Linked DNA regions of Homo sapiens: all the other regions are linked to region 4. The links are chromatin contacts, found by Hi-C or POLR2A ChIA-PET in ENCODE. All regions are on one chromosome and are shown on one strand. The core of a region is the stretch at or near the end of the contact, and the rest is flanking DNA. Distances in the headings are between cores, read along the strand shown. Region 1 overlaps LDLRAD3 (low density lipoprotein receptor class A domain containing 3). Region 2 overlaps LDLRAD3 (low density lipoprotein receptor class A domain containing 3). Region 3 overlaps TRIM44 (tripartite motif containing 44). Region 4 has its middle 37 kb from the start of LDLRAD3. Region 5 overlaps TRIM44 (tripartite motif containing 44).

What was found. Hi-C counts contacts between places; a loop is a spot of excess contacts on that map. ChIA-PET counts read pairs that join two places held with the same protein, here RNA polymerase II (POLR2A). Pooled maps may share reads with other maps.
Region 1: a loop to region 4 is called in a pooled map, with 2.9 times the contacts of the local background. The contact joins two enhancer-like sites. A Hi-C loop is called at or near these places in 1 of 168 maps with a recorded cell type or tissue (PC-9) and 3 of 50 pooled maps.
Region 2: a map of endothelial cell of umbilical vein shows a loop between it and region 4 (2.6-fold over the local background). The contact joins two enhancer-like sites. A Hi-C loop is called at or near these places in 2 of 168 maps with a recorded cell type or tissue (PC-9 and endothelial cell of umbilical vein) and 3 of 50 pooled maps. POLR2A ChIA-PET finds 5 or more read pairs at or near these places in 1 of 52 experiments (PC-9).
Region 3: a map of GM12878 shows a loop between it and region 4 (1.9-fold over the local background). The contact joins two enhancer-like sites. A Hi-C loop is called at or near these places in 1 of 168 maps with a recorded cell type or tissue (GM12878), 11 of 37 single-sample maps with no recorded cell type and 4 of 50 pooled maps. POLR2A ChIA-PET finds 5 or more read pairs at or near these places in 2 of 52 experiments (MCF 10A and activated T-cell).
Region 5: a loop to region 4 is called in a map with no recorded cell type, with 8 times the contacts of the local background. The contact joins two enhancer-like sites. A Hi-C loop is called at or near these places in 3 of 37 single-sample maps with no recorded cell type and 2 of 50 pooled maps.

Annotation. Positions count from the first base shown.
Region 1 is chr11:36,147,088-36,151,808 of GRCh38, reverse strand. All of the region lies in intron 4 of LDLRAD3 (low density lipoprotein receptor class A domain containing 3), which reads right to left. Among named protein-coding and RNA genes, the nearest start is that of MIR3973, 140 kb to the right of the region's middle. RefSeq lists enhancers at 1,760-1,939, 1,819-2,392, 1,332-2,531. Within about 2 kb of position 1,953, at least 14 of the 41 ENCODE cell types and tissues checked have a DNase peak (open chromatin) inside an H3K27ac peak, as active enhancers do.
Region 2 is chr11:36,129,173-36,133,930 of GRCh38, reverse strand. The region is part of intron 4 of LDLRAD3 (low density lipoprotein receptor class A domain containing 3); the gene reads right to left. Among named protein-coding and RNA genes, the nearest start is that of MIR3973, 120 kb to the right of the region's middle. Within about 2 kb of position 1,995, at least 5 of the 41 ENCODE cell types and tissues checked have a DNase peak (open chromatin) inside an H3K27ac peak, as active enhancers do.
Region 3 is chr11:35,719,389-35,724,359 of GRCh38, reverse strand. All of the region lies in intron 2 of TRIM44 (tripartite motif containing 44), which reads right to left. Among named protein-coding and RNA genes, the nearest start is that of TRIM44, 59 kb to the right of the region's middle. RefSeq lists an enhancer at 2,066-2,165. Within about 2 kb of position 2,244, at least 3 of the 41 ENCODE cell types and tissues checked have a DNase peak (open chromatin) inside an H3K27ac peak, as active enhancers do.
Region 4 is chr11:35,905,182-35,909,860 of GRCh38, reverse strand. No RefSeq gene overlaps it. Among named protein-coding and RNA genes, the nearest start is that of LDLRAD3, 37 kb to the left of the region's middle. Within about 2 kb of position 1,645, at least 8 of the 41 ENCODE cell types and tissues checked have a DNase peak (open chromatin) inside an H3K27ac peak, as active enhancers do.
Region 5 is chr11:35,681,520-35,686,389 of GRCh38, reverse strand. It overlaps TRIM44 (tripartite motif containing 44), which reads right to left. Exons shown (of 5, transcript NM_017583.6): 2 at 1,054-1,131. Among named protein-coding and RNA genes, the nearest start is that of TRIM44, 21 kb to the right of the region's middle. Within about 2 kb of position 3,409, at least 4 of the 41 ENCODE cell types and tissues checked have a DNase peak (open chromatin) inside an H3K27ac peak, as active enhancers do.

The DNA.
Region 1 (4,721 bases), core at 704-3,203, 240 kb before region 4:
CTTTTATTCTATTGATTGATTGTAAAGTCTAGCCTGCTTGGTAGAATTCATGCTAGCGCCAGGGTCTCTACTACAGACACTGATGTGTAACTGGCACTAGACAGGACTGGGGATTTTGACCAATATACATTTATCAAGCTCAATGGAGGAGGTGGAAGACTAAAAACAATTCAAAGTGGGATCCCGCCCTCACGGAACTTAGCATCTATTAAGGAGGGAGCGGAGTGCCATGGAAAGACCATGGGCTTTGGAAAGAGACCTGAGTTGACTACAGCCCAGCCCAATTGTTTACTAGCTATGTGGCCCTGGGCAAGAAACTTAACATTTGTAGCCTTAGTTTCCTTCTTCGTAAAATGGCGGTAACAGAGTCCAACTGTTAGGGCTGAGATTATCTATATGAAGGTCTTGGCACAGTGGCCAGCAGTGCCTCTCTTCTGTATTCGATGTAAATGGCACCCCCTGAAGTTTTGCGATGTGCACCCCTGGCCCATCTTACTACACAATACTGTGTATTGTGTAGTAAGTGCTCAATACACAGTAGCTGCTATTATGACTGTCTCTAATGTTACCATGTGGGTACATCAGAGCTGGGATAGAATTCAGGTCATTCCCAGATATGAGCATGATTCACTGAAACAGCACCATGTGAATTACAATTTGAACAACTGGAAACCTCTGGCCTGGCTAGACTGGTGAGGGCGTTCTAGACAGACAGAAAAGTGTGCCTGAAAGGTGGGAAACCAAGGATTGTTCAGAGGTGCCTATGGGTGCATGTGGTGAACAGATCAGACCTCGGAGAACTTTCCATGTCCAGTAAGAGATTCAGCTTTATGCTACTGGCAATGAGGGGCTATTGTGTGTTTGAACACAGACAGCAAGACAAGCAGGACTGGGCTTTCAGTGACAAGGACTGGAGGTCAGGAAGGCTCATTAGAAAGCTACTGCAAAAGCAGGAGGTAGAGAGAAGGCCAGAATTTGGGCATGGGCATTCAGCTTCAACAAGGGATCTTTCTTTCTTTCTTTCCTTTTTAATTTTTTATTTATTTATTTTTTTGAAACAGAGTCTTGCTCTGTTGCCCAGGCTGGAGTGCAGTGGCTCAATCTTGGCTCACGGCAACCTCTGCCTCCTGGGTTCACACCATTCTCCTGCCTCAGCCTCCCAAGTAGCTGGGACTACAGGCGCCCGCCACCACGCCCGGCTAATTTTTTTTGTATTTTTAGTAGAGATGGGGTTTCACTGTGTTAGCCAGGATGGTCTTGCCTTTTTTATTTTTTTTTAAAGAGACAAGGTCTCGCTCTACCACCCACGCTGGAGTGCACTGGTACAATTATAACACACGGCAGCCTGGGACTCCTGGGTGCAAGTGATCCTCCCACCTCAGCCTCCTGGGTAGCTGGGACTACAGGCGTGTGGTACCACGCCTGGCTAATTTTTAATTTTTTTGTAGAGATGAGGTCTCACTTTGTTGCCCTGGCTGTTCTCAAACTCCTGGCCCCAAGTGATCCTGCTGCCTCAGCCTCCCAAAGTGTTGAGATTACACGTGTGAGCCACTGTGCCTGCCTTCAACAGGGAATCTTTAAAGAGTAATATTCATGCCTCATTTATGGAACAAATATTGTTCTCAGTTCTCAGATACCGGTGTCCAAGACAGACACAGCCACTAGGAGGCAACATTGTTCTTCCCTAGAGATGGGACACCACACAGTCCCCAGGTAAACGATACCCCCTGCAGCCTGGTGGATAGTTCAAGAAAGCTGTTTTGGGGAATGAAAAAGGACACCCCACCTTCCACCTCATCCTACCACACTCCCTATTCCACCGTTCACGCCTGCCCTGGCCTGGTGAATGCCAAAGCAATGCTGTAAGAGAGACCCAGGGCTTTAGCCCTCAATTCAGCCACATTCATGAGTCATGAGTCATGAGGAACATGAGTCATGAGGAACAGTCATGAGGAACACATTCATGAGTCATGAGGAACAGACGCAGAGCCTCAATGGGGCCCCAAGTCAGCAAGGGATGCACCTGCCCCAGCACTTCTGGAAGCTCTGGCACTGTGTTCAGTGCCCTCATACCCTGGTCACCAAGCCCCAGGAGATGGTTTTCTACCCAATTACCAACTGAGACAAACGTGGCAGGACACTACAGCGCTGGGAGCCACAGACCCTGGCCACCAGCCCAGAAGCAGACTCACAGCTCTGACATTTTCAACAGGTAGATAGGAGCAGCGAACAGATTCAAACTCCCTCTCATCCTCATCTCTCACCAGCTGGACAACACTGCTGTGCAGGGACAGCGTCTCAGACACAGACGGTGCTTCTTGAATCATTTGTCTTTCTGGGGCCTTCCAAGTTGGGTTATTTTGTCCTATCCTTTCTAGCGACTGCATACTGATACTTTCTTTCCCCTTTTTCTCTTGCTTCCTGCCAACTTAACTTTATCCAGGATGGTCTTTGCATTTGTTGTGCCCACAACTCTCCAACCGCTATTCTTTTGTAGATTTTATCTGACAGATTTCATTTTACCTTCTGCACAGGCATCTGACCATCCCCTGACGTCTGATGTCTTCTCCCCTCCCAGGCCTGAGTGCCTGATCATTCCCTCAAGAATCTTGCAGAAAGGCCATCTTCCCTGGCTACTCCCAAATGGAGTTCAAAGCTCCCCTTTTCTGCTACCTTGGTACTCAACAGAACTCATCATGTGGGCATGAGTCTGTCCCTCTTCTTAGATAAGGAGTTTCCAGACGCTGTGGCCAGGTGTTCTCTCTTTATCATCCCAGTGTGCGACATGGGGCCTGGTTCATCATACGTATCAACACAGTTGGCTAAATGGATGGATGCACAAGGTAGACTGAATGAAGGACCATTTCACTAACTTCATTTGTCTCTCCTAGAGCAGCTGCCACCACCATCTGTTACAAAACCTTCAAACTGAAATGTTACTTCAATTCCTTTCCAACACTTTCTGCCTACCCAAGCCAGGGGATGCCTCCTTCACAGAGCTGGTCATCTGTGGGTAGCAGAAGACAAGTGAATGCACCATGTCCCTCAGACCTTTGAAGATATAGCTTGGGAGTCTTGCTGGGGTAAAGTGGTCCTGGCTCCATTCCCTGGCTGCTTCATGTTCCCAAGGGTCATACAAAGACCCAGAGTCTGAGACTGCAGAAAACCCCAAGACGGCCCTATCTCCTTCTCCTTGGCTGTCACTCAGATTCCCACCCAAACCTCCTCCAACTCCATGACTCTAAACACAGGATAGACTGAAGCATTCCCTTCTAGTTCTACTGGTAAATATAACTGTCAGAAGATTTTTCCAAAAGCAGGCAGTGAGAGAAAAATCATAAAGGCAGCAAAGTCCTCGTTAGGGAATAGAAAAGTTGGATTTGCCACCAAATGAACCGAGATGCCCCTACAGTCACCCCAGAAAATACACCCTGAGTGTATCGAGATAGTCATCTGAGCACTCGCAGATGTCTCCTTCCCGCTTCCAGATCCCTAAAGTGACAGGGCAGGGGTTAAAACACAAAGATCACAGGGTTGAGAACCAAGGAGAGGACCATCACTGGGCTCCTTTTCTAAAATCCCTATGCTAGATATATAACATTTATTTAATAAGAAAAACAGAAACAATGAAAACAATCTGGCCAGGTGTGGTGGCTCACGCCTGTAATCCCAGCATTTTGGGAGGCCGAGGTGGGCAGATCACTGAGGTCAGGAGTTCAAGACCAGCCTGGCCAACATGGTGAAACCCCGTCTCTACTAACAATACAACCATTAGCCGAGGCTGGTGGTGGGTGCCTATAATCTCAGCTACTCGCAAGGCTGAGGCAGGAGAATCGCTTAAACCTGGGAGGTGGAGGTTGCAGTGAGCCAGGATTGCACCACTGCACTCCAGCCTGGGCAACACAGTGAAACTCTGTCTCAAAAGAAATAAAAATAAAAATAAAAAACAACTAATGGAAAAAAGGAAAAGAAATAAAGGCCCAGGCAATAAAGACTCAAGCTGGTGGCTCACCCTTGTAATACCACAGGGCATATGCAAAGTCAGGTATTGCTTTGCAGTGATGTAAGAGGTCAGAATCACAGGAGTCTGGCAACTGCAGTGTCAGATACATCATACCACAGCCCCATGAGGAGATATTCTGAAACACTGATTGTTTTAGGAATTGTTAATAACTTGAGAATGTGTACATGATACTATGTGTAGGGGGTTGAACTGTGTCCCTCAAAAGTTATGTCCATGTTCTAACCCCTGGTGCCTGTGAATATGACTTTATTTGGAAAACGGGGTCTCTGCAGATGTAATTGAGTTAAGGAACTTTAGATGAGATCATCTTGCATTTAGACTTGACCCTAAGTCAAATGACTGGTGTCCTTTTAAAAGTAAATAGAGGGGCCGGGTGTGGTGGCTCATGCCTGTAATCCCAGCACTTTGGGAGGCCGAGGCGGGTGGATCACAAAGTCAGGAGATTGAGACCATCCTGGCTAACATGGTGAAACCCTGTCTCTACTAAAAATACAAAAAAATTAGCTGGGTGTGGTGGTGGGTGCCTGTAGTCCTAGCTACTCGGGAGGCTGAGGCAGGAGAATGGCATGAACCAGGGAGGCGGAGCTTGCAGTGAGCCGAGATCATGCCACTGCACTCCAGCCTGGATGACAGAGCAAGACTCCGTCTCAAAAAAAAAAAAAAAAAAAAAAAAAAAAAAAAAAAAAGTAAATATGGG
Region 2 (4,758 bases), core at 746-3,245, 220 kb before region 4:
TTTTCTCAGCTTTCAGTTCTTTCAACTAGAACAGACATTTAAGAACCCACACCCAAGCAGAACTGGACCATTTTATCCTTCGATGTAGAAAATGGGCCGGGCGCGGTGGCTCATGCCTGTAATACCAACACTTTGGGAGGCTGAGGCAGGCGGATCACAAGGTCAGGAGATCAAGACCATCCTGGCTAACACGGTGAAACCCTGTTTCTACTAAAAATACAAAAACAAAATTAGCCAGGCGTGGTGGCAGGCGCCTGTGGTCCCAGCTACTCGGGAGGCTGAGGCAGGAGAATGGCGTGAACCCAGGAGGCGGAGCTTGCAGTGAGCTGAGACACAGCCTAGGTGACAGAGCAAGACTCCGTCTCAAAAAAAAAAAAAAAAAAGAAAAGAAAAAGAAAACGGACTTGGGCTGGGCATGGTGGCTCATGCCTGTAATCCTAGCACTTTGGGAGGCTGAGGCAGGAGGACTGCTTCAGCCCAGGAGTTTGAGACCAACCTGGAAAACAGAGCAAGACCTTGTCTCAGTTTTTTCCAAAAGAAAAGAAAAGAAAAGAAAAGAAAAGAAAAGAAAAGAAAGGAAAAGAAAATGGACTCAGGCTGGGCATGATGGCTGACACCTGTAATCCCAGCATTCTGGGAGGCTGAGACAGGAGGACTGCTTGAGCCCAGGAGTTCGAGACCAACCTGGACAACATAGCAAGGCCCCATCTCAACTAAAAAAAAGAAAAAAGAAAATGGACAAATGGACTTGGCCTTCTTAGGCCATAAGGAAGATGAATCATCACTGCAGGAGATGCCAGAAAATGCAAAAGGAGAGCTAAGTAAGTTTAAGTTTCCAGATAAAAGGTAAACAAAGGTAAAATTTAATGAGCACATACCATGGGCCAAACACTAGACAAGAGGCTGTTTTAATCAGTATCTCATTTATCCTCTCAAAATAAAAACCCCAAAACACTATAAAACTCATTCTATTATCCCCAAAAGGGGGGAACTGAGGCTGGGGAGAGGAAGTCACTTGCCCAGGGTCACGTGGCTGGGAAGCCACAGAGCTGAGGACCAAACTCAAACCTGCTGACTAACGTGGTGCTCTTCCCTCTGTATACACGGCCCCGCATGAGTACGTTACTTATGAGTGCGTTAAAACAAGCCAAAAACCCCACATGGGCTTAAACCGCTGCATTCACTTGACAAGCACTATGTAAGGTCCTCTCCTATCGGGACTGTAAGGCGCTCAAAAGTGATGTATGGATAGGAAGAAAAAACGCAACATCACCTGAAACCCGAATTAAAAATCCATGTGCTTCTGAGTCCTGAACAATTTCTCTATCACAAAATATTTACTGTGGCTTTGTGACCTTCGACAAACCACCCAACCTTTGTGTGCCCCAGTTTTCTCATCTATAAAACGGGGAAATAATGACACCTACTCCTTCTGGGTTGTTGTGTGATTTAACAAATTTTAAATATAAAGCACTAAGAACAGTGTTGGGCACACAGTCAACACTGTGTAAGTTTAGCCACGCTGCATTATTGCTCTTATTAGATAATCACACATCATTGAAGCATGTGTACACACACACACAGTCACACGTTTTCTTTTTCTCTTCTCTCACACAAAAACGGGTTATTGAGACACATTTTCCAACAAGAGACAGTGGACTTGGCAAAGGAGCCTCTTAATGCAGCCTCCTTTATTTTCCGTCTTCCGCTCTCCTTTATAAATAGGTTTGGCAAACTGATGCTTAATAGCTTAATATCGTGTTCATATTAATCTCACCCTGTCTGAACTTCAAAGGGACACACTGTTCTGACTGCTAATGAAATGAATTTTAGTTGTAAGTTTCCAAGGGATCAGAGCTGGAAAAAAAAAAAAATCCCAGCTGATTTAAAAAGACAAACATCTCCTTGGTGCTCTTTTAAAGCTATTTGGGTTTTACAGAGCCATCGCCCCAAGCAGGGGAAATCCAACAGCCTTAGCCTGGCCAGCACAAGGTCCCACAGACGCTAGATGGCACTAGAACATGCTCGAAACAAAGACCACCCAGCACCTAAGCTCCTCTGGTCCTTTGCCCAGCCCACCCCAGGCCCCAGGTGGGTTCAATGAGGCAAGATGTGTGATATAGACTATACAAACTGGAATAAACCATGCAAATGTTAGAAACTATAAATAGGAGTCAAGGAAGCAATATTACATGCTTGGACAAAATACACCCAGGTATTCTTTTCTGGATTTCAAAAGGCAAATCATCACAATAATTCAGTACTTAATGCTACTGAGCCATACACTTAAAAATGGCTAAGACAGTAGGTTTTCTGTTATGTATATTTCACCATAATTTTTTTAAAAGGCAAAGCATCCCCAATAATAGGAATAGTATAGTGTTTTCATTCCTAAGAAATAAATACAATAATGTAGTCAGTTACCATCTCTTACTCTGGTATAATGTATTCTAGCCCCAAAGCAACAAAAAAGTAGTTATTTTACAAACTGGCTCGTTCCAGGACACTGCCAGGCAGCTCATACCTCTGTTCATTTCGAAAACCTCACTTTATATAAATACCAACCTCCCTATCCTTGAGAAGGCTCCGAAGCAGGTTATTCTCATAGAGAGAAAGCTCTTATGCCCCAAACCAGCTTTGAGATGCGTCTGCTGCTGCCTGGAGCCTCACCATCTCCAATTCATTTGCGTGGAAAGGCAAGACAGCTCGTTTAAGCACAGATTACTGGTGGTGGGGTGAGAGCTGGGAGAACAGGGAAAGCCTCTCAAGGCATGAGCCTTACAGGCATGAGCCACTGTGCCCGGCCTAGAGTGGTTTTTCTGATGCCAATGTGGATAAATCTGCTCCTCTGGTTGGCCACCCTTTGAGCCAACTGCACAGCTCAGGTTGGATTCCAGCTGGAAGTCAGGTGAGGCATCCTGAGATGCCTGGTCTCACCTGGGTTGTGACGGGTACCAGGTAGAGGCTTCTGGCCACCAGCAGGGTTAGATAAAGACATTAGGATCCTGAGAATGGGAGGCAGTCCATGAAAGAGATAGTGCGCACTGGACTTGGACTGAGAGAGGCCTGGGGCTGAATTCCAGATTCCAGAGCTGGCTCCTTCCAGTAGAGTGAACCTGGGCAACTCTCTCAGCCTCAGCCTCTACCTACCACTGCCAAGTGGGGATGATGATAATAGCTCCTCAACCAGCTGCTGTGAGGACTACGTGGGCTGATCTGTAAGAAGGACCTAACATTAACATAGTGCCTTGATGAAGCCTGAATGACTCGCACAAAGCAGGCGCTCAGACCAGGGTTGAGGAGAACAGGGGAGCTGGAGGGGCTCGGAGTCATCACTATCTTAGCAGAAGTGGTTGCTGCTTTGTGGATAAAACTGGCGGCAGCTTGCCCCAGCCCTGCGAGTCATTCAGGCTTCATCTGGGCAAGGAAGCATTCCCTCCAGCCTTCTGCCCTCCAAACTTCCTTCCGAACCTTTTGATGGCCTCACGCTGTCCTGAGGATCAAGGCTGGGATCTTAATACTTTTTCTAAAATCCAGCCCCTTCCAGCCCCCGTGGACACATCCAGACAAGCCTCTGCACACTTCATTTGTGAGTTCTATCCCGTCAGCCCCATTCTCTTTACCTTATGCCCTCACAAATGCTGCTCCCTCCACCGGGAAGACTCTTCTCTTCAGGGTCTTATCACCCTTCAGGTCTCAGCCAAATGCCCCTTCCTCAGGGAAGCCCACCGTGCTACTATCGTGTCCTACACTTTTCCTTACACGAATCATCACACTTGAAATTGCCTGTTCAATGCCTGTCTCTCAACTCTTCAGTGAACTGTAAGCATAGGGTCTCAGCTGATAAAAGCTAGCCATTACTATTACTATCCATTCAACAAATATTGACTGAGCCCCTCCTGAGTTCCAGGCACCACTATGGGGGCTGAGGATACTGCAATGAACAACAAACAAAACACGGAAGTTCCCTCCTGGAGCTTTTATCTTACAGAGGGAGACTAGCAAACAACAAGAATGAATGTAAGGACAGTGTACACCCAGTGGTGATAAATACTACAGAGAAAAATATAGCAGGGAAGGGAAAAGATGCAGTTTGATAGAGGGTGGTCAGGGAAGGTCTCACTGAGCAAAGACCCAGAGGAGGTGGGTGGATTGGGGAGAGTGTTGGGGGTGGTGAACATTCCAGGCAGGTTTTAGGGCCAAGAAGGAGGCTTAGGGCAGATGTTTCAGCTGGGATGCCTCCTTCCACATTTTCTGACTGCCTCAGAGCAATGATCAATTGCATGGCCTCTCTATGCCCTAGGTAAGGGAATCCACGCAACAACCTAAGTCATGCCTGTGGCTCCCGGGAAGGGACCTGGCACAAAGGACGATTTATAAAATCTGAGTGCAGAACATCCCTTGGGGTCCCAGCAAGGTCGGATTTGATACTGGCTCACCTCCTCTGAAGGGACTCTGGGACAGGACCATTCCTAGTTCCTCGTTCAACTTTCATATTGGCCTTCTAGGTTGGCACAGGCTATTGGAGATGAAGGCTCTGGGGCTGATTTCACAGGGAATCCCAGACCACATACCTCTGCTCAATGTTCGAATCAGCAAAACACCAAGTCCTGCTTGCAGCAGCCTCTGCCATCGACAGTTGCAAGCCAAATCCTTTGGGTTTTGTTTTTGTTTTAGAAAGGACTTAGAAAAGGGCTAATAGTGTTCTTCTCAGAAGCAGGCAGAGAACAAATGCCATATGCTCTTCTAAATTAACCT
Region 3 (4,971 bases), core at 995-3,494, 190 kb after region 4:
AGGGAAAGACTCCAATCTTCTTGTTCTCAGTCTGGTGCTCTGTTCACTATAAAAGTCTGCCAGAAGGGAAGTCAAACTGGGAAAACCTAAGAAAGGAAACTGTGAAAGACAAAGCCTACAGGAGGGGGTAGCAGATTAATTTTTAATTAGCCCCTTAGAAACCGAAAGAAGCTTGATACCTTACGCAGCTTTTGTAACACTACTAAGGACATCAGTGCAAAATAAGGCCTGTATGACATGTATCTGCTCACACATCAAGTGACTAAGTGTCATAAGCCCTCATATACTCTCTGCAGGTGCTCTCCTTGGTGCTGGAGAAAATGGGAAAGTGTATTAAATGTTATTAATGTCCCTGTAAATTCTGTATCAGATTGAGAACTGTGATTTGTGTTTATATAATTCCTTTTTATTTTTAGTGTATGTATTTTAGGGCTATTATGCTTTACAGTGATCATTGATCAATGGATCTCTACTCCTGAAATAAATTGAGTCTCAAATGACTAGGTCCTTCTCTCAGAGACCAAACCTTTTCACTAAGGGATGGACTTTTCTGAATGCCTGAGAAACTCTCTTAATGGCTACCAGTAACTAAAAATGGATATCATAATAAAAACTGACTCACAACCTATTTTACTAGACTTCACATACACATGTGGTTCAGTTAGGAAGCTGACATCTCACTTAGTAAAGGTGTGGGCCAGACTGCAGCAGGTGAATGAGTCATGGATTTTAAAATTCTCTATTTCCCATGGCTTTAATTACATAGGGTTTTCAGCATGACACTGTATTTTATACAGATCAGGTCACAAATGAAAACTGAAGGAAAAAATAATCCGCTTTACAAAACCTTTATGCCTTTTTCCCACTCTCATTCTCTAATTAACAAATAAGCATTTTCCAACCTAAGACATCAAAACCTTTGGCATGTTAGTTACAATCAAGCTGATATATCTTTGTTATAGTTGCATTAGGGTGAAGTGGAATATGATTAAACATAGCATTGTATTGAAATTATAACATAGCACTGCAATTTGAAAATTTTGACCACTGTATGGTCAGAACTACCTATTGAACATCTGAATCTAACCTTCTAATTTTATAGGTGAAGGGGAAAAAAAGTCACAGAGAAGTACGATAATAAAGTTAGGTTTAGAAACTTTCCTCTGGTCCAGTCTAATGTACTTTTACAACTCATCATTTCAAAAGAGTTATAAATGAGAATCTGTCGAAACAAGAAAAAGAAAGAGAAGGAGAGATAGAGAAAGAGAGAGAGAGACGAGGGAGGGAGAGAGTTGGAAGGGGGAGAGGGAGGGAGGGAGGTAGAGAGAGACAGAAGGAGGGAGGTAGAGAGAGAAAGAGAGAGAGATTGAAAAACAATTTGTTTCAGAAAAGTATTGCTGAGATGAACTGAGAATAATGGTCAGGGTTAGGAGCAGGAAGCTACTCAAAAGAGAAGCATCCAAATCTACACTGAATATTTCAGAAACATTTGTTTTGTCACAGGCGTCTGAACCAAAGCCACTCCATTTTGAATACAGGCTGGGTAAAATAAGACTGAGACCTACTGGGCTGCCTTCCCAGAAGGTTAGGCATTCTTAGGATGAGATAAGAGGTCGGCACAAGATACAGGTCATAAAGACCTTGCTGATAAAGCACGTTTGCAGTAAAGAAGCTGGCCAAATCCCACTAAAATAGGATGGCGATGAGAATGACCTCTGGTGGTCCTCACCATTACAGTCCCACCAGCACCATGACAGTTTACAAATACCATGGGAATGCCAGGAAGTTACTCTATATGGTCTAAAAAGGGGAGGCATGAATAATCCACCCCTTGCTTAGCATATGATCAAGAGATAACCATAAAAATAGGCAACCAGCAGCCCTTGGGGCTGCTCTGCCTATGGAGTAGCCATTTTTTCATTCCTCTACTTTCTTAATAAACTTGCTTTCATTTCACTATATGGACTCGCCCTGAATTCTTTCGTGAGCAAGATCCAAGAACCCTCTCTGGGGTCTGGGTCAGGACCCCTATTTGGTAACAGTCCTACAAGCCAAATTTCCTGCAAGGTGTTAAGGAGACTACTCCAAAAATAACTTTAAAAATTGTAGACTGCATGAAATAGAGTTTGAAGACTCTAAATATCTCCCCAAAAAGTCCATTTTCACTTCCCTCTTCCTCATTTGAAAGGCCATTGTTCTAAAACAGAAAAACAAAAAAGCAGGAAATGGAACTTTTTCAGATGCTACAAGCTGTCCACACTCCCACAGCACAGTGTCCTCCCCACTTGCCAGTGTCTATGGAAACTTCAAGTTGGGAAGTTCAAAGTTAAGGCATCTGTTTAGCCTTCAGCATTTATTCCTACATTGTACTCCAAGACAGCTCCTTCCAAACTTAGGCCAGACTCCAGTGAGGGCAGGCAAGGGAAAAACTTCATCAACAAGGAGGTCAAGGCTTTTTCAATGGATGGCAAGATCTCCTATTTCTTGTGTCTTTTGTGTATCAGTGGAATAGCCACTATTTGTGAATAAAACAACTGCCCACCCACCAGGCTTAGAAAATTATTCAGCAGCCTAGAAACACGGTAGACATAAACTCTGAACAGCATTCCACTACCAACATTCTCAGTGATGTCATCCTCAGCGACCTAGTTAGAAGCCTGAAATGAGCAGGTTTTACAATGGGGTATTGAGAATGAAAGGACAAAAGTTTACTGAAGTGAACATTTAAACTCTTCATTAAGCTATCTTTCTCATCTTCTTCAGAAGCCTCCAGGCAAAAGCAGTCATTTGTATCTTTACTTCTTTCATCACCTCCACTTTGTTAATAAGGTACTACCACTGGAACTCTATCTCAGTTAACCGCTTAGTTACTTCAGGTATCCACTCAATGAAATAATATAATGGTATTTACTATTGCTGTTGTTACTGTTATTATTTTCATTATAAAAGACCAAAATAAATACCAAAATGTTGGAGAGTGGTTATCTGTGAATGGTGGAATTACAAGTACTTTTCTCTTTTTCACTTCTCAGTCCAAATTTTCTAAAATAACATGTAACACTTTTTAAAAACTATTTTTTAAAAGAAATGTGGCTTAAAGAAAATCTCAACAAAATACTAGCAAGTCAAATTAATCCATATATAAAAAGAATTATAGGCCAGGTGTGGTGGCTCATGCCTGTAATACCGGCACTTTGGGAGGTTGACGTGGGTGGATCACCTGAGGTCAGGAGTTTGAGACCAGCCCGGCCAACATGGTGAAAACCCACTTCTACTAAAAATACAAAATTTAGCTGGGTGTGTTGGTGCACACCTATAATCCCAGCTACTCAGGAGGCTGAGGCACGAGAATCGCTTGAACCTGGGAGGCGGAGGTTGCAGTGAGGGGAGATGGTGCCACTGCACTCCAGCCTAGGTGACAGAGCAAGACTGTTAAAAAAAAAAAAAAAAGAATTATATACCATGACATAAATGAGGGATATATACCAAGTATGCAAGACTGGTTCAACATTTGAAAAATCAGCTAATATAATTTATCTACATCAACAGGCTAAAGAGGAAAAATCACAATAGATACAGAAAAATCACCTGACAAAACTCAACACTCATTTATTATAAAAACTCTCAGTACACTAGGAATGGGGTGGGGGGGAGCTTCCTCCACTTAATAAAGAACATCTACAATTACCTACAGCCAACAACACACTTAATGGTCAGAAACTCAAGGCTTTCCCGCTAAGATGAGGAACAAGGCAAGGATGTCCCCTCTCACCTTTTCTTTTCAACACTGTACTGAAAATCCTAGCTTACGCAGCAAGTCAAGAAAAGGAAATAAAAGGTATACAGATTGGGAAAGAAGAAATAAAACTGTCTTTGCAGATGATAAGATTGTCTATGTAGAAAATCTGAAAGAATTCACCAAAAAAAAAGGAAAAAAAAAAAAGAAAAAAACCTCCTGGAACCAACAGCAAGACTATAGGATAGAAGACTGATATACAGAAGTCAATCACCTTCCTATATACCAGCAGTGAACAAGCGCGATTTTAAGTTAAAAAGATAATACCATTTACATTAGCACCTCCAAAAATGAAATACTTAGGTATAATTCTAACAAAATACGTACAAGATCTATAAGAGGAAAACTATAAAACTCTAATATAAGAATTCAAAGAAGAAATAAATAGACATTCCATGTTGAGAAAAAGGCTCAATATTGTCAAGATGTCAGGTCTTCCAAAGTTGATCTACAGATTAACAAAATCCCAATCAAAATCCTAGCAAGTTATTTTGTGGATATCAACAAACTGATTCTAAAGTTTATTTGGAGTGGCAAAAGACCTAGAACAGTCAACCCAATATTGAAGAAGAACAAAGCCGAAGAACTGCCACTACTCAATTCAAGTCTTACTATAAAGCTGTAATAATCAAGACAGTGTGATACTAGCAAAAGAGTAGACAGATCAGTGAAACATGATGAAGAGCCTAGAAATGACCCAGGTACATATGTCAACTGATCTTTGACAAAGGAGCAAAGGTAATACAATAGAGAAAAGATAGTTGTGAACAAATGGTGCTGGAACAACTAGACATCCACATGAAAAAATAATAATAATCTAGACACAGACCTTACCAATTTTCACCAAAATTTATTCAAGATGGATTATGGACCTCAATGTAAAATGCAAAACTATAAAACTCTTAGAAGATAACATTTTAAAAAAGCTAGATGACCTTGGGTATAGTGATAACTTTTTAGATGTAACATCAATGTTAGTACCCATGAACAAAACAATTGATAAGCTGGACTTCATTAAAATGAAAAACCTCTGCTCTGTGAAAGAGAAGAGAAACCACAGACTGGGAAAAATACTAATAAAAGACATATCTAATAATGGACTGTTATCTAAAATATACTAAGAACCATAAACACTCAAAAATAAGAAAATGAACAACCTGATTAAAAAACAGACA
Region 4 (4,679 bases), core at 396-2,895:
TTAAACATCTAAAAACAAAGAAGACATTCTATGGGTAGAGAAGAGTTAACTGGCCTACAGAACAGCAGTGGAAGATAAAAATGGTGGTTCTGACTGGCAACCTGTTTCACATGGACAGCTTTGCATGACTGTGTCTGTTTTGGAAAGTTTGACTTAAAACATTTGCATGATTGTTTTGCTAGGAACGAAACACATTAAGGTAAATGCTTTTGCCTGAATATCCCTAATCTCATTGTGACAGGTTTGTATCCAGCCTGGTTATAGCCAGGACTAACTCTTCTCCCACGTTCTTGCTAATTGGCAGCAGCAGACAGTGTGTGAGTTGGGATATGTGAAAGATGGAGAAAAACAAAAATAAAGCCAAACTCTAAAACTCCAATCATCTTTAATTAGTCAAGAAAAATCAACAGCTTGAGAATGTACACCTACTAAGACAGCGAGAAGGGATGGCTACAAAGTGCTTCTGTCTCTAAGGATCTTGTGCCCCTCATTTAATCTTCCCTGGCGTTTGTTTGTTCCACATGTTAAAAAATGTTATCCTCTGTTTTTACCAGAGGTAGCAGTGCTTAATTTAGAAATTTTAAAAATGCAGAAATATCCGTAATAGATCTGGTGCTACAAGGTCATTCTCCCTGTCTCTGTTTCTCTCCCTGATGGTAGAGAATATCCTATATTGTGAGAATAAAAATAGCCAGAGTCAGATGTCAGTTAATCAGAGTCTACCTAACAGGATGGTTAATCAAAGCACTTTTTTTTTTTCTGTTTAACAACGTGGAATAGTGAAAACATCATCAACTTTGATTCTCTGGAGCCTGGGCTTAAAATCTTCCATGGCTTTCTAGCTGTGTGACTTTAACAAAATCAATGTACTTCTCTGAGACTCAGCTTCCACACTAGTAAAATGGTTTTGTTATAAATACACACACACACACACACACACACACACACATATACACACATATTTTTTTTTGAGATGGAGTCACACTATGTTTCCCAGGCTGGAGTGCAGTGGCACGATCTCGGCTTACTGGAACCTCCACCTCCCGGGTTCAAGTGATTCTCCTGCCACAGCCTCCCAAGAAGCTAGGATTATAGGTTCCCACCACCACGCCCAGCTAATTTTTTATTTTTTGTAGAGACCGGGTTTCACCATGTTGGCCAGGCTGGTCTCAAACTCCTGATCTCAAGTGATCCACCCACCTCGGCCTCCCAAAGCGCTGGGATTACAGGCATGAGCCACCAGGCATGGCCTCGTTTTGTTATTACTAGTAGGTAGTGTGTGATAAGGATAAAAGTAAACAATACATGCAAAGCAAATTGTTGGAACTCAATAGATATTAGTCCCATTCCCTGCCTCTCCAAGACACAACATAACACCTCCCATTCACATAATACACAGTTATTTGTTGTTGTTACTGTTGAGTGTTTTGTTGAATACTTTTAGAAAAAAGAGTAAAAAGTATTAGAAACCAAACCAATAGTGAAGATTTAAATCAAACAAAGGCAACGTCTGTAGCAAGGTCTGGGGTGAATTTATGACAGGTATGACTCATTGTCTTCAGTTTTCTATGCACAAAGGAAATGAGAACTGGCAGTTCTTCAGGATGACCCTAGCATTCTGCAAGATCCTCAATCATCTCTGAAAAGGGACACTGTGTTCCTTTTTGGTTAGGACTGTTTGGTTGCAAGTAACATAAGCTGCCTCAAGCTGGCTTGCATATGCATTTTGAGGTGTGTGTGTACACGTGCCTGTGTGTGGTGAAGGGGTAGTTCAAAGTGCCTTATGGAGCCAAAACTTGTAGAAACTACTCACTGTATATCTTTTTCATTTTTACTTTCCCTTACACTAGTTTTTGCTTCTTGTCCCAAATGGCAGAAAAATTGCTGCCCCACAATTCTAGAGGTTATGTTATAGATCCAAGCGCATGAAGAGACTGATGCAACCAGAGTTTCCCCCAATTTGAAATTCTCAGAGAAAGAAGCTGATTGGTTTAGCTAAGTTCCGCTGTACACCTCAGCTCCAATCATCTGTGGCTAGGAAGACAGCATTGCACAAACACAGGTGAAGGAGGCTTACTCCTAAGATCCTGAGGATGGAAATAAAAGAGGAGTTTCAAAGGGTGGGGAAAGGTGAGTGTCATTAGGTATAGACACACCAAAGGTGTCATTCCAGTTTAAGTAGTAGGGGGGAAGTGAACTAATATAGAATAATTTTTAACAGCCAGAGCCAGAATCTAAAAGGGTTTTGGCTTAGCATGGTGGCTCACACTTGTAATTGCAACACTTTGGGAGGCTGAGGTGGGAGGATCACTTGAGCCCAGGAGTTTGAGACCAGCCTGGGCAACATAATGAGACCCCGTTCTACAAAAATAAAAATAAAAACAAATTAGCCAGGCATGGTGGTGCATGCCTGAAGTCCCAGCTACTCAGGAGGCTGAGGCAGGAGGATCTCTTGAAGGAGTTCAAGGTTGCAGTGAGCTATTATCACACTACTGAACCCCAGTCTGGGCAGCAGAACAACATTCTGCCTATTAAAAAATGAAAGTAAGAAGGTTTTTTTAAATATATACATACCATAGTTAAGCCAAAAAATTCAATTAGACCAAACTTATTTTACCTTTCATGTCAATTATAGCAGACACAGATGCTTGCCTACCTAACAGCCTATTCTCTTTTCTTCTAAGTTGACCGTACCACACATTTACTTGGGTGTCTGCTCCATCATCTTATCAGTCATAGATAACCCCCATCCCTGTGTTTAGATGTAAATTAGTCTAATAGGTGCATTGTGATCCTATTTGCTGTCTAGTTAGTGGCTTAGACATAAGCATGTGATACAATTCTAGCCACTAAAACTCGATAGACAGTCTGCTGATAGGCCTTTTGCAAAGATTTTTTTATTCTCAGTGATGAAAAGAAACTCATAGGAACACTCCTTCTTCTTTTAGATACTTTTAGATCTGGCTGTGATGCGCGGGACTGTGGCAGCCACCTTAGGCCCATGAGGGGACTTAGCATGAGAATGGAAGAACTGAAAGATAGAAAGAACTTGGGTCCTTGATGACATCATTTGAGTCACTGGGTTAACCCACCTTGGACTACTTTACTTCTGGGATTCTTGTTATTTGATAAAAGAAGTGTTCTTATTGTTTAAGCCAGTTGAATTCATTTTTAATTTTTAGTTACTTGAATCCCCAAACATCCTAAATGACATACCTCCAAATTAATACAAATCACAAGCCACAAATGAGACATACTTTAATGAGAGCTGACTTGATAGCATGGAGAACAATTTTGCAAATTCTTAGGAGAAGCTGTCCCTTAGGCAACAGTGATATTGGTAGCCAGGAGATCATAAATCATTTCTAATGCTCCCAGAGCCTTATCAATATACAGAATTTTGCAAGCACAGCAACATTTTTTTTTATATTTATGAAAAAAGCACCTCAAAGGAATTATCTGTTTAAAGTAGCTTTTTTGTGCTTCAAAGTCCTTGCTCCTTCAGACAGAGAGTTGGACAAGTTTAAAGTGGTTTTATTGTGCGTTCCACTCGCTCAAGTTTGATAGGCTGTGTTTTCATGACAGGTCTGTCCCAGCACTGGGTGCCTGGGATGATTTGATGTGGGCTGAGTTCGGACAGCCTAATACTTGGGAAAAAATGTGCTGAAATTGAACAAGATCGCTTTCTGCCCAGCTGTTCTCCAAAGGCTCAGACATTTTTAGCACTGAGCAAAGAAGCTTGTATTTGTTTTGACGTTCTTGGCAAGGAGAACAATGGTTTATTATCCTAGCACTTTACTAACAAATAAGACTGCCTCCAGCAGAGATAAAATATGGGTCTTGACTTCATTGCATCTCATGTCCAAGGGAATTATCTTCTATTCATTCTGATGCCCTTTCATTATGCAGTGTATCTTTTTGTTCTTTATCCTTACCCCACAAAGTAACCCCTGGCTTTCACTCTGAGAAGACAGCTTCCTGAAATCACCATGGGCATGGCAGTTTGATTGTCTTATAAAACATATACTGTATTTTCACTTCTCCAATTTGATATCTTGGAATTTTTTTGTTTGTTTGTTTGCTTTTGGTTCTCCAGATGTGTATGGTTACTTTCTTCTCTAATTTTTCTGTCTGCTTCCTTTTGATATTTGTTTATGTTGTTGCTACTGTTTTAGCACACAGAAGTCTTGGCTTTTACATCATACCTACATTGAAGAGGGCTATCCGGACGCTTTTCTTCGCCCATATGGAGAAGTGTATTACACAGAACAATAGTTTTCTTCAAAACAAAAGGAATTTTTAATATTTTCATGAAAACACTTCTATTTCTCTCCCTATTCTTTGCCTTCCAAAGGATTTTAAAAATTAAACCTTTTTGTAAGTATCACATATGCAGATGTGTGTATAGTTCAATGCATTTTCACAAAGTGAGCACAGCTGTGTAACAATTGTCCCCTCATGTCCCCTCACTGTCGCTGCCTGCCTGTTCCCAAAGGTAACCACTATTCTGACTTCTATCATCAAGCTAAATTTTTCCTCTTTTGCTCGACATTACAGTTGTATGATTCAATCGTGTTGTGATGGATAATGGTAGTTTCATTTTTACTACTGCATATCATTCCATTGGATGACTACACTACAATTTATGTTGATGGCCATTTGATTTGCAAATTTGGGGC
Region 5 (4,870 bases), core at 2,160-4,659, 230 kb after region 4:
TAAAAAAAAAAAAAACAAAAACAAAAACAAAAAGAACCTACAGTAAAATAAAATCATGCGCCTTTCCCTATTTAATTGTGAGAAACTTTGATTCTAAGGCAAAGCCAGCTGGCCCCAATACCAGGTAGTGCCACAGTAAGTGTCTGGGTAGGAAGGAGAAGGAAGTCTGTTCAGTTCCGTTTACCTCCACCCCGTTATGGTGTCTCCCAGAATATCAATCCTCTAGACCCTAACATATTGAAATAAAAAAAAAAAGCCGGGACACTTAAACCAGTTTCCAAACCAGACTTCAGGTCATGAGGAAAAAAGTATTCTGAGTGGCAGCTGGCTCCTGGAAGCAGTGGAGAGATAAGACGCTAGTGCTGAACACCAACTAGATGAGTCTGGATCCCATGCCAGTCCCTGGCATTAAGATGATCTGTATTTCTCAGCTGGTGCGGTGGCTCACACCTGTAGTCCCAGCACTTTGGGAGGACGAGGAGGGCGGATCACGAGGTCAGGAGTTCGAGACCAGCCTGACCAACATGGTGAAACCCCGTCTCTACTAAAAATACAAAAATTAGCAGGGCATGGTGGCGCAGGCCTGTAATCCCAGCTACTCAGGAGGCTGAGGCAGGAGAATGGCTTGGACCCGGCAGGCGGAGGCTGTAGTGAGCCAAGATTGCGCCACTGCACTCCAGCCTGGGCAACAGAGCGAGACTCTGTCTCAAAAAAAAAAAGATGATCTGTATTTCTCTCAGACGCCTTTGGCTGCATCTAATGGACACAGAGGACCAAAGATTCAAAGACCCCTGGTAAAGGAGGATTAAAAATGCACCTGTCTGCAGTTCAGGGAAAACAATGAATGATTATGTGTTGTAAGTCATAAAATAGAGAAGGAGAAAAATAGATGACTTATCTCTAGGCATATCAGGACACTGTTTCTGATGGGCAGGCTTAATTAAATCTTAATGCAATATTCAGAGAGATGATCATCAACACCTCACAATTTTAGCTCAAGGAGAATGAAATGCTTGGGGTACCAACACCCAATCAATTCCAAACAATACTTACTTTAGGGTCTGAGCTCTTGAACTTCAACCTTTCCACCAATTCGATCATAGCGGCCTTCAGTCCACCTGAGTCTTTGCTCTAGAAGAAAGAAAAGTGAGGGGTCACTAGACAGCATTTTGTTGCTCTCTCAAACACAAACAGCATTTTGGAAGACAATGAAATAGAAAGCAATTTTTTCTTAACAGCCAAGAGAGCTAAACAACAAAGGAGAGGTGCATTGCCCCTCTTTCCCTTCTCTATGGACAAAGAGTGTCAGGACATAAATTGCCCAGTGACTGGCACAACTATATGGAATGAAAATTAAATACAATTTGTATAGGCTGACTCACTGCTTCATCTCAGGCTCAACTGTGCTGGTGTTCACTGAAGCTCTACAAAAGACAGTTCCATACAAGATGTCTATTTTACAGACTGGTAATTTTTATTTTGAACCTTTATGCATCAGATATAGAAGTATGCAATATTAAATATACTTATAAAAATTAAAACAAAGAAAATAGTCTGAAATTTAATTATGAATGGAACTGTAGTGTGCTGATTAAGAACACAGGTTTTTTAACTGGGTGTGGTAGCTTGCACCTGTAATTTCAGCTACTCAGGAGGCTGAGGCAGGAGCATTGCTTGAGGCCAGGAGTTCAACACCAAAAAAACCCATAAAACTCACAGGTTTTTGAGTCAGACATATACAGTTCCAATTTTGGATTTGCCATTAACTAGTTGATTAATTTCAGGCAAATTACTAAATGTCTCAAAACCTTCTCCCCCTTCTATAAAATAGTGATAATAAACTGGGCTATTTTGGGGCCTAACTGAAAGTGTTTTAAAAGATATTAGCACAGTATGTGGCACACAGTGAGTGCTCAAAAATTTCATATGCTATTACTATTATTACAGTATAATGATTTAGAATAGCACAGTACAATAAAAGACTAATGTGAGTCCCAAATGCAAGCGTATGTATATAATTTTATAACTGCCACAATTAAAAAGTAAAATTGATTTTGATGTATTTTACTTAACTCAGTATATTCAAAATATCATTACAACATGCAATTTCAACATGAGATTTTTTTTTATGCTAGGTCTTTGAAATCTAGTATTTCACAATTACAGCCCAATCAATTTAAACCAGCCACATTACAAGTGCTCCAAAGCCACATGTGACTAGTGACTACTATATTGGTCAGTACAGATTTAGAGCACAGACTAGAGCCCTAGTGCCATTAGTCACACACTAGCTGTGTGACCTTAGGCAAGTTACTTACCCTCTCTCTGTCTCAATTTCTTTATCTGTAAAATAGAGCCAATAACTATCTATTTCATAGGACTGCAGTAAGATTAAATTAGTTAATGTATGTCAAGGTACTCAGAACAGAGCCTGGCACATGGTAAATAAAAAAGGAAGTATGAAACAGTTTTATTACTATCTGTCTCCCTCGTGATATTTTCAGTTCCTTAAGGGTAAGAACTGTATTTTTTTGTATCCCTGTATCTCTTATGCCCAGCATCTAGATGTTGTAAAAAGTCTGAACAAATCAATGAATGAACATATAACCTTAAGACATGAATGCCATAATAATAATACATTATATTATATATAGGACAATCTAAAATCACAGGAATTCATTTATTTTCTTATCTCAACAACTCTATCAGATAGGTAGGAACATTCATTTCACCAATGAGGGAAAGGAAGCAAAAAGAGGTAAACTCACTGTCATTTCTATGGGGTAGGGACAACAAAGAAGTACAAGAATAAACAGATACTGCAAATATCTCTTACTCAAAATTGGCCTCTGGATCTGTGATAACATATCTTCCAAATTTACAGAACTAATTTCAATTCCTCCAAAATAGGAAATACCTAATAAGATTCCACTATATAAATTAAAATATACTAAAGGGTCAATTTTCCCCCCTCTGACCTCTCTTGCCTCTCAAGTCTACACAGTAAAAATCAGACACAACATGACTACAACCAATATCTACTTTAGATGTGTTCTCCAAACACAGCTTAAATCACATTTCCATGTTAGCAAAGGTTCTAAATTTTAATAAGTTCTATTTTTTAAAATGATGGTTTACAACTCCCCTATATCCTCCACTAATTTTAGTCTTTAATCTCTGTGGTCTCATAGCAGACAGTTGACAAAAGGAACTTAGAGGTCATATACCAGGAAGCAGGTGAGACCTGAAGTGCCTAAAAAAGGGTTAAGTTGCCAGAAACAATCATGCTTTTACGAGATGATCAGACAATAAAGCCTGTCTGGTGATATCATTCCTCTAACCTGCTTCTCATTGGCTGAACAAGCAGGTCACTTGTCCCTGGAAAGCTCTCTTCCCCCACATCCCAGCTGCCAGCGCCCATTTTAAGCTCTTCGGCAAGAGCTCTGATATATTATGACTTTCCCCCTGGCTCTAGAGAACAGAAAGGAATGCACCAAACTGTGTCTTAAAACCTTCAGAAAAGAATAAAACGACAACGAAGGAATCCCTAAGAAGCAGACAGCCTGTCTGCAAGCAGATGTGCCTCGTGTGGATGAATAAGGGAACCCTTAGCCTTCTTTCATAAAAATTCAGTGTGTCAGCAGAATCCTTCCTCCTTTTCACAAAGCATCAGCAGCATCGCCTAACCAGGGAAGAGACAGAGGAGAGGCAACTTAAGAGAGCCTCCCTTCAGGAAACTCACCTGTTCCACCTCCCCACCCCACTCTCTGTGAATTATTCACCAAGATTAACTGGGCTCTATGATGAGCCTGCTATACTCAGTCTCTAAATCAGTGGTGAAGAAAACCTTTCCCAAAGGCTTTTTTAAAAATCTATAAAATAAGCAGTTGGTCAGAAGGCAGAGGCTCCTCGGGGCAGACCTGACCCTGACAGCTGCAGAGCTGGGGCAAGAGTCCAAATGGAGGACTCTGGCCCCAATCCACTCCCACCACTTTCCCCACATTCCAGTCCCTTCCTGCACCCCAAGGGGCCTTGTGCACAGGTGTTCAAGCTAGCAGGTCCAAGCTGAGAATACCCCTCTTGGTCACCCATGATACACATGTGGGACCTAGGGATACATGTATCAGAAACTGGTCCATCTTCAGGCAGACGGACTCAAGGAGAGGCTCTGCAGGCCCTGGAAGCAAGCTCAGGACATTTTACCAGGTAATTCTTGGGTAGCTAGGTACTTGAAGAGTGGTACGGAACGGGACAGGCATGGCTACAGGAGGGGTCTTCAAAAGCATGGGACATAGCCCAGCTACTCGGGAGGCTGAGGCAGGAGAATCGCCTGAACCTGGGAGGCAGAGGCTACAGTGAGCCAAGATCACTCCACTGCACTCCAGCCTGGGTGACAGAGCGAGACTGCATTTCAAAAAAAAAAAAAAAAAAAAAAAAGTATGGGACATAGGTCAGGGGCATGGGGTTGTTTGGGTCTAAGGGTGGTGGTATCTGAGTCTGAGTATCCCCAAACCATAGAATAGTACCATGTTTTGGTTAATTATTTGTTTGCTGAGGACAGCCATTAGTCAAAAGATAGCCAGACAGGAGATTATATCCTCATTTGTTCCATAGTTAGGGAACCAGTGAACAGAAAAGATAGTGGAACAGAACAGCTGCCTCTGAAACCTGAGTTCTAATTGAGAAGTGAACCAGGATAGTAAGAAAAGACAGCCTAATTCTAACCTTGTAGACATTTGGTTCCATTTTTAGAAATGATTGTCAATCCTTGGGGCACATAACATGACTAGCAAAGTAGTAGGATTCCCCTGCTATCTGTACTTCTCCACCTCCATCCCACCCAATGCATTCCAAGAACACAGGAGTTCAA